Linked DNA regions of Homo sapiens: region 1 is linked to region 2. A link is an interaction called in ENCODE POLR2A ChIA-PET data of the cell type or tissue named here. Cell type or tissue: GM12878. All regions are shown on one strand.

The links. ChIA-PET counts read pairs that join two places held together with the same protein. Peaks named below come from ENCODE experiments on the same cell type or tissue, not always from the same donor. Only the 100,000 strongest peaks of a DNase experiment are listed, where the experiment ranks them.
Region 1: POLR2A ChIA-PET joins it to region 2 with 5 read pairs; 2 of 35 experiments call an interaction of 5 or more read pairs at or near these places.

What each region holds. Positions count from the first base shown.
Region 1 is chr17:29,134,817-29,138,816 of GRCh38, forward strand. All of the region lies in intron 2 of MYO18A (myosin XVIIIA), which reads right to left. Among named protein-coding and RNA genes, the nearest start is that of MYO18A, 44 kb to the right of the region's middle. RefSeq lists enhancers at 2,903-3,886, 3,887-4,000. In GM12878, no CTCF peak of the experiment used is centred here; no DNase peak of the experiment used is centred here; H3K4me3 peaks cover 1,260 bases; H3K27ac peaks cover 899 bases.
Region 2 is chr17:28,798,924-28,802,923 of GRCh38, forward strand. All of the region lies in intron 1 of FAM222B (family with sequence similarity 222 member B), which reads right to left. It also overlaps the pseudogene RPL31P58. Among named protein-coding and RNA genes, the nearest start is that of FAM222B, 42 kb to the right of the region's middle. In GM12878, no CTCF peak of the experiment used is centred here; no DNase peak of the experiment used is centred here.

The sequences.
Region 1 (4,000 bases), 340 kb after region 2:
CCAGCCAACACTCAAACCCTTAATACAGTAAACCAAAGTTGCAGGCCTGTGACCTAGGAGAGGAATTGAGGAATCTGCCTCAGGACCCCAGCGACTTTGCCTTCCAGCTGTAACACACAATTACGTGGGGCAAGAGGCCCGGAGAACTGCAAAACTGTCCATCTATGGATTAGAAACCAGAGCTGGGCCGCTTGAAAAATCAAGTCAGAATCTGCCTCAGTCCAGGGAGAGGCTGCATCCAAAGAATCAGGGCACTTCAGTGGAGTTTAATAACTGGTTCTTTTTTTTTTTTTAATTGAGACAGAGTCTCATCTCACTCTATCACCCAGGCTGGAGTACAGTGGTGCAATCTTGCCTCACTGCAACCTCCGCCTCCCGGGTTCACGCCATTCTCCTGCCTCAGCCTCCCGAGTAGCTGGGACTACAGGTGTCCACCACCATGCCCAGCTAATTTTTTGTATTTTTTTAGTAGAGGCAGGGTTTCACCGTGTGAGCCAGGATGGTCTTCATCTCCTGACCTCGTGATCCACCCGCCTTGGCCTCCCAAAGTGCTGGGATTACAGAGGTGAGCCACCGCGCCCGGCCAAGAACTGGTTCATTCTTAAAACTGCTTATCATGAATAATAGTTAAAAATTAGGAAATGTTTTGTTTTCAATTAATTATTTCTATTTTGCTTTGTTGACTTCTGTTTTATTATTCAGTTAATGTGCTAGAGACTTTAAGTTTGTCTGTTGGTGTAATTTTAACTCGTTTGATCTTTGATCTCTTGTTCAAGTTTTCCTACTTGTCTATAGAGGTCCCATCTGGCCCAGGCTGTGAGGACACCGGGCCATTTCCACCCAGGCCTGTTCCTCTGCATCAGCTGTTCCTATGAGCTTCACTCTGAACACAGATGTGGGGCTCTCCCCAGAGGAAATTCTCTCTGTGGCTTTTATGCAGAATTGCCTAGACAGTTTTCCTCTCTCCCTTATCACTGAATTTGTTTAGGATCAAGAGCAAGTTATCCTGGAACTGGATTGTTTATAACCCAAAGGATAAATGCTTGAGGGGGTAGAGACCCCATTGTCCATTGCCCAAGCACATGCTTGTTTCTCAATGCATGCCCATATCAAAACAAAACATCTCATGGACCGGGCGTGGTGGCTCACGCCTGTAATCCCAGAACTTTGGGAGGCTGAGGTGGGTGGATTACTTGAGCTCAGGAGTTTGAGACCAGCCTGGGCAACACGATGAATCCTTGTCTCTACCAAAAACACAAAAAATTAACTGGGAACGATGGTGCATGCCTGTGGTCCCAGGTACTGGGGAGGCTGAGGTGGGAGGATCGCTTGAGCCTGGGAGGCAGAGGTTGTAGTGAGCAGAGATCGCAATACTGCATGCTCCAGCCTGGGTGACCGAGTGAGACCCCATCTCAAAAGAAAAAAAAAAAAAAAATATATATATATATATATATATATGTAATGTATCCCATAAGTACATAAACCTACCATGTACCCACAAAAATTAAAAAAAAAAAAGATCAAGTTACTGTTATCCAAGACAGAATGGGTAAGGAACTCAGGCCCCAAAGGTGGTGGCAGCATATGTGTTGGGAACATATGGCTCTCTGGAGCAAGGGTGTTTAGATCTAAGGCCTCTCTTCCTTGACTTGTTCTCTCTCTAGAGATTTCAGCCATTTCCAGCAACATTACTGAATATGGAGCACCTACAATGAGATGGGCCCTATACAAGATATTGAACATTTATTTTCTAATGTAAATCTTACAACAATCTGAGGATTGGTGATATGGGAATTATTATTATTCCCATTTTATCGAGGAGGGAAAAGATTCAGAAAGAGATTAAGTCACAAAGTTAGTTAAGTGGGGGAACCCAGACTTGAACCCACACTGGTCTGCCTCCAAAGCCTGTGCTGCTTCCTCAGTGCCCACCTTTTCTGGTATGTTAGGCAGGCATCAGCTTTGGTAGCCAAATCTGGTTGATAAACTTCATCGGCGTGAAGGTTCAGAAGATCTGGTCAAGCCAAAGCATGGATTGATAGTGTGTTTTACTAGTGTGCAACTCTCCAAATCGAGTTTTTGGATGTGCAAAAAGGGAGACCCCACCATGATTCTGCCACTCTGCAGGTCTACCCACCTCCTCCCTCTGTGGCACTTCTGAGGGACAGCAAGAGAGACCAAAACTCACTGAACACTTACTATGAGCCAGGCACAGGGGAAGGCACTTCATACAGGTCTCCTCATTGAATCCTCATAACAACACACTTTCTAGATAAGGAAATAAAGAAGGTGAATTGCCGAGAGCGCTGCAACTATTAAGTGGCAGAGCTGGGAGCCACAACCAGAATGTATCTTGGGGAGCTGTTTGTGCGTCTTTGTCATCCCTGGACTGTGATTCACCTCTGAGCAGAACTTACCCATCTTACTCATCATACTGTAGGCGCTTAATAAATGTTAGCTGCACGAGAGTGCTGGGACAGGGGTTCTTTGCACAAACCTCTTATTCCCATCTAATCTCTTCCCCAAATATAAACTACAGAGAACAACACTTGCCCATTCTGATTCCCAGGGACATGGTACAAACAAGGGAGGTATAATCTCTAAACCTGCTCACAATAAATACATAGTGAACTCAATGCCTGGGTTTGCAGGGAGGGCAAGGACACTGAAATTGCTTAGTAGCTCTTCGTGAACAATAGCCACAAAATGCATCATCCTCTGGCCTACCCATTCCATCTTCAGGAATGTATGTCCAGTGAGCTGACTTAAAGAAAGAAAAAGAAAAAAAACGCAAAGATTTTTATAGATGCACTCTATATAACAGCTCCAAATTGGAAAGAGCCCAAATGCCTAGAATTAAGAAATGGTTAGGTACAACCCGTTGTTGTATTGCCATTTAAACTGACAAATGTGTGGACAATGTAACCATATGGAAAGCTCCATATAAAATGACATCAATCAAAAAAACTGGAACCCAAATAGTATACAAACAGTGATCATAATAATCTTGTAAACTGTGTGAATTAGACACAACATGAACACCTGGTATTTATTTTGGTATGTATTTGTTACTTACTGCTTATTTTTATTGTGAAGATGGCTAAATAGTCAAAAAAAAAGCAAAGGAGATAATAGCTAGAAGCATTTGTTCTCAAAGAGGAGAAATCCAAGAAATGTACTGAGGGACTGTCAAGCCTCAGCCCCAGGAGGCTTCTGACACTCTGGGAGCAGCTGGGGTTTACCCTCCACCATGCCAGCAGAGCCTACCCGCCCTTAACCTGCACTCTCTGGGCCCCTCACAGGAGGGAATGGGGGCACAAATGCTCCTGGGAGAATAATGCCACGCCTCAGGCAGCCCCTCAGGCCTGGAATGCCTGGCCTGGACAAATGCTTTGAGGCCCAAGCATCCACACCAGACATCTGCACACTGCAAGCCCCCGAGAGCAGCAGGTAACTCTCAAGAGAGTGCCCAAAGGAAGCTGAGACGTAGCTGGTGGCCGAGGTCACTTTCCCGCCTCGCCGCTTCTGACAGCACTCACACACCGGAGGCTTCTCCTTCTGAGGACCAAGAGGCAGGGCATTCTCCTCTCCTCCCTCTTTCCCATTCAGAGGCACAGAGGGCAGCTCCCAGGAGACTTCTTCCTCCCAGTCCCAACCTAGCACCAACTTATCTAGGGATTGAGGGCGAGGAAGGGTGGCAGGAACAAAGGAGAAGGGAAGAAATACTAGCATAATAGTAAAAAACGGTTAATCATTATTGAGCATTTGGTATGTGTCAGGTGCTGTGCTGAATCCCTCACATGAATCATCTCATTTGATCCTCACAACATCCCTCTGAAATAGATACTAGTGTGACTGTGTGACTGCTACTTTACAAATGAGCAAAAGGAGGCTCAGAAGGTCAGGTGACTCGCCCAAAGCCTCACAGCAGCAAGTGGCAGATCTGGGACTCACACTCAGGTCTCCTGCGAGAGCCCTCCACTGCTCACTTTAAGGGATG
Region 2 (4,000 bases):
CCTTTAATAAAAAGCAATTTATCAACTTGTTTTCAAGAATGGAATCCTGTTGTTTTTTTTTTCTTTTTTTGGGATGGAGTCTCACTCTGTTGACAGGATGGAGTGCAGTGGCACGATCTCGGCTCACTGCAACCTCCGCCTCCCGGGTTCAAGCAATTCTCCTGCCTCAGCCTCCCAAGTAGCTGGGACTACAGGCGCACACCACCATGCCCAGCTAATTGTTGTATTTTTAGTAGAGACGGGGTTTCACCATGTTGACCAGGATAGTGTCGATCTCTTGACCTCATGATCCACCCACCTCGGCCTCCCAAAGTGCTGGGATTACAGGTGTGAGCCACCGCGACTGGCCTCTTGTTTTTGTAACACAGAAAAACTTTTTTTTTTTTTTTTTTGAGACCGAGTCTCGGTCTGTCGCCCAAGCTGGAGTGCAGTGGTGCGATCTCAACTCACTGCAACCTCTGCCTCTCGGGTTCAAGCGATTCTCCTGCCTCAGCTTCCCAAGTAGCTGGGACCACAGGCGCCTGCCACCACGACCGGCTAATTTTTTTTTGTTGTTGTTGTATTTTTAGTAGAGACGGGGTTTCACAGTGTTCGCCAGGATGGTCTCGATCTCCTGACCTCGTGATCCGCCCACCTCGGCCTACCAAAGTGCTGGGATTACAGGCGTGAGCCACCGCGCCCAGCCAAAACTTTCTTTTTTTAAGAGACAGGGCTCACTCTGTCACCCAGGCTTCAGTGCAGTTGCACCACTATAGCTCACTGCAGCCTCAAACTCCTAGGCTCAAGTGATCCTCCTGCCTCAATCTCCTGAGTAAGCTGGGACTACAGGTGATTGCCACCACACTCAGGTAATTATTTTATTTTTTGTAGAAACAAGATCTCGGCTGTTGCCCAGGCTGGTCTTGAACTCCTAGGCTCAGGAGATCCTCCTGCCTTGGCCTCCCAAAGTTCTAGGATTATAGGTGTGAGTCACCACACCTGGCAAGAAAGGCTCTTTAAACAATAAGAAAACAAAGTAATGCAAACTTCCACACATACCAAAGACTGCTGTTGTATGTAACTATGACTTTGATAAAGACTGGCATTTCTCTGGTTGAGCAATGATACTTTCTTTTTTTTTTTTTTGAGACGGAGTTTCACTCTTGTTGCCCATGCTGGAGTGCCATGGCACGATCTCGGCTCACAGCAACCTCCGCCTCCCGCGTTCAAGCGATTCTCCTGCCTCAGCTTCCCGAGTAGCTAGGATTACAGGCATGAGCCACCACACCTGGCTAATTTTGTATTTTTCACAGACGGGGTTTCTCCATGTTGGTCAGGCTGGTCTCGAACTCCCGACCTCAGGTGATCTGCATGCCTTGGCCTCCCAAAGTGCTGGGATGACAGGCGTGAGCCACCGCACCCGGCCTATGAGACTTTCTTAACTAGTTGTGAGGAACTGAAAGATGAGCAGATGTGGACAGATGTGAGGTGGAGGGAGTTGGTATAAACAATTTTAGAGAGCTATTAAAATTGATGTGCAGGCTGAAGTGGCATAAGCTTCTTACTTCTAGGCGCACTAAGGAACAATTTCTCCCAAAATATACTATCACTGATAAGAATGACACATTTCAGTTGGGACACTGGTTCAGCTTGGAGAAGAGGCAAAAATAAAAATATATCTGGCTGAAAAAGCTGCCTTTTCCAACTTAATTTTGCCAGGGACTATGGAAATAGTCAAAGGACTTTTCTTAAAATGAAAGGTTCTTTTTGTCTCTCTGGAGAAAAGTTCTAACACAGTATCACTCTCCAATTGCACCATACCTCACTAAATATAGGCCAAATATTAAAATATTTTGTAAAGCACTTTAGTGAATGCACAGTAACACCTGGCAAGACAAGTTAAAACTAAGATGTGGATTCTTAATTAAGCTACTAGTTCCACATTTTGTTGAAAAAAAAAAAAAAAAAAAAAGTTGGCCAGGCGCGGTGGCTCACACCTGTAATCCTAGCACTTTGGGAGGCCGAGGCGGGTGGATCACAAGGTCAGGGGTTCGAGACCAGCCTGACCAACATGGTGAAACCCCATCTCTACTAAAAATACAAAAATTAGCTGGGCGTGGTGGCAGGCGCCTGTAACCCAGCTACTCAGGAGGCTGAGGCAGGAGAATTGCTTGAACCTGGGAGGTGGAGGTTAAAGTGAGCCGAGATCGTGCCACTGCACTCCAGCTTGGACGACAGAGCGAGACTCCGTCTCAAAGAAAAAAAAAAAGACCAGGCGCAGTGGCTCACGCCTGTAATCCCAGCACTTTGGGAGGCCAAGGCGGGCGGATCACGAGGTCAGGAGATCGAGACCATCCTGGCTAACACAGTGAAACCCCGTCTCTACTAAAAATACAAAAAATTAGCCGGGCGATGTGGCGGGCGCCTGTAGTCCCAGCTACTCAGGAGGCTGAGGCAGGAGAATGGTGTGAACCCCGGGGGGCGGAGGCTGCAGTGAGCCAAGATCATGCCACTGCACTCCAGTCTGGGCGACAGCGAGACTCCGTCTCAAAAAAAAAAAAAAAAAAAGAAAAGAAAAAGTTCTGGGAGAGTAAGATAAGCAAAAGCCAAACCAGTATCTTTACAGCTGCTAAATTAATGTCTTCATAATAGTAAAACAGGCTGGGCATGGTGGCTCACGCCTGTAATCCCAGCACTTTACTATTATTATTATTATTATTGTTGTTCTTCTTCTTCTAGTAAAACCATTCCCAGCTGAATAGCTGGGTAAGGCAGAGGGTCCATACAGGAACCCAGTAAATGGGACTTTTCCCTCCTAATTTAGGATGAGCTGTCTTCAACTTCTCACAGACTTGATATATCTTTCCTTTTAAAGTAGATTAAGTCCTATCCTTTACATAATAAGAATGAAGATAAATAAAATGCCAATGGTAGAAGTGCTTAGCTTTTGGAAGGAAGTAAATCTTAAGTTATGACTAATAATGCTTATGCTTCTCCTTTGAAGCAACACGAATGTTGTCTAAATCATCCCAATTCTGCAAGTGGCATAAAATCTGATTTTCATTCAGTTCAGCAACTGATCCTCAAAAACACTTTGCTGAATGCAAAAAAAAAAAAAGAAAAAAAGAAAAAGAAAAAAAGTGATTGTTCAGGTAATATCTTCCCAGCAAACAGCACTTAAAGAAACCCCCAGCTTTTTTTTCTGAGAAAGAGTCTTACTCTGTGGCCCAGGTGCAATGGTGTGATCGGCAATGGTGCGATCTCGGCTTACTGCAACCTCTGCCTCCCAGGTTCAAGCAATTCTCCTGCTTCAGCCTCCCGAGTAGCTGGGATTACAAGTGTCTGCCACCACACCCCACTAATTTTTGTATTTTTAGTAGAGATAAGGTTTCACCATGTTGGCCAGGCTGGTCTCAAACTCCTGACCTCAAGTGATCCACCCACCTCGGCCTCCCAAAGTGCTGGGATTATAGACATGAGCCACTGCGCCCAGCCAGAAACCCCCAGCTTTAAAGTGATGACTGCTTTCCAATTTGGGCCTAGCAGAATGGCTCCCGCAAAGGGTGGTAAGAAGAAAGGCTGTTCTGCCATCAACCAGGTGGTAACCCAAGAATACACTATTGAGATTCACAAGTGCATTCATGGAGTGAGCCTCTAAGAAGCAAGCCCCTCAGGCACTCAAAGAGATCTGGAAATTTGCCATGAGGGAGATGAGGACCCCAGATGCACACATTGATAGCAGGCTCAACAAAGCTGTCTGGGCCAAAGGAATAAGGAATGTCTCACACAGTGTATCCCTGCGTGGTTGTCCAGAAAATGTAATGAAGATAAAAATTCACTAAAACAAGCTCTATACTTTGGTTACTTATGTACCTGTTACCACTTTCAAAATCTACAGACACTCCATGTGGATAAGAACTAACCACTGGTCATCAAATAAAATTATACAACTGCAAAAACAACAACAAAGTGATGACAGTACTACTTTCATCACACACTGACTATTCTAAATGGATTTCAT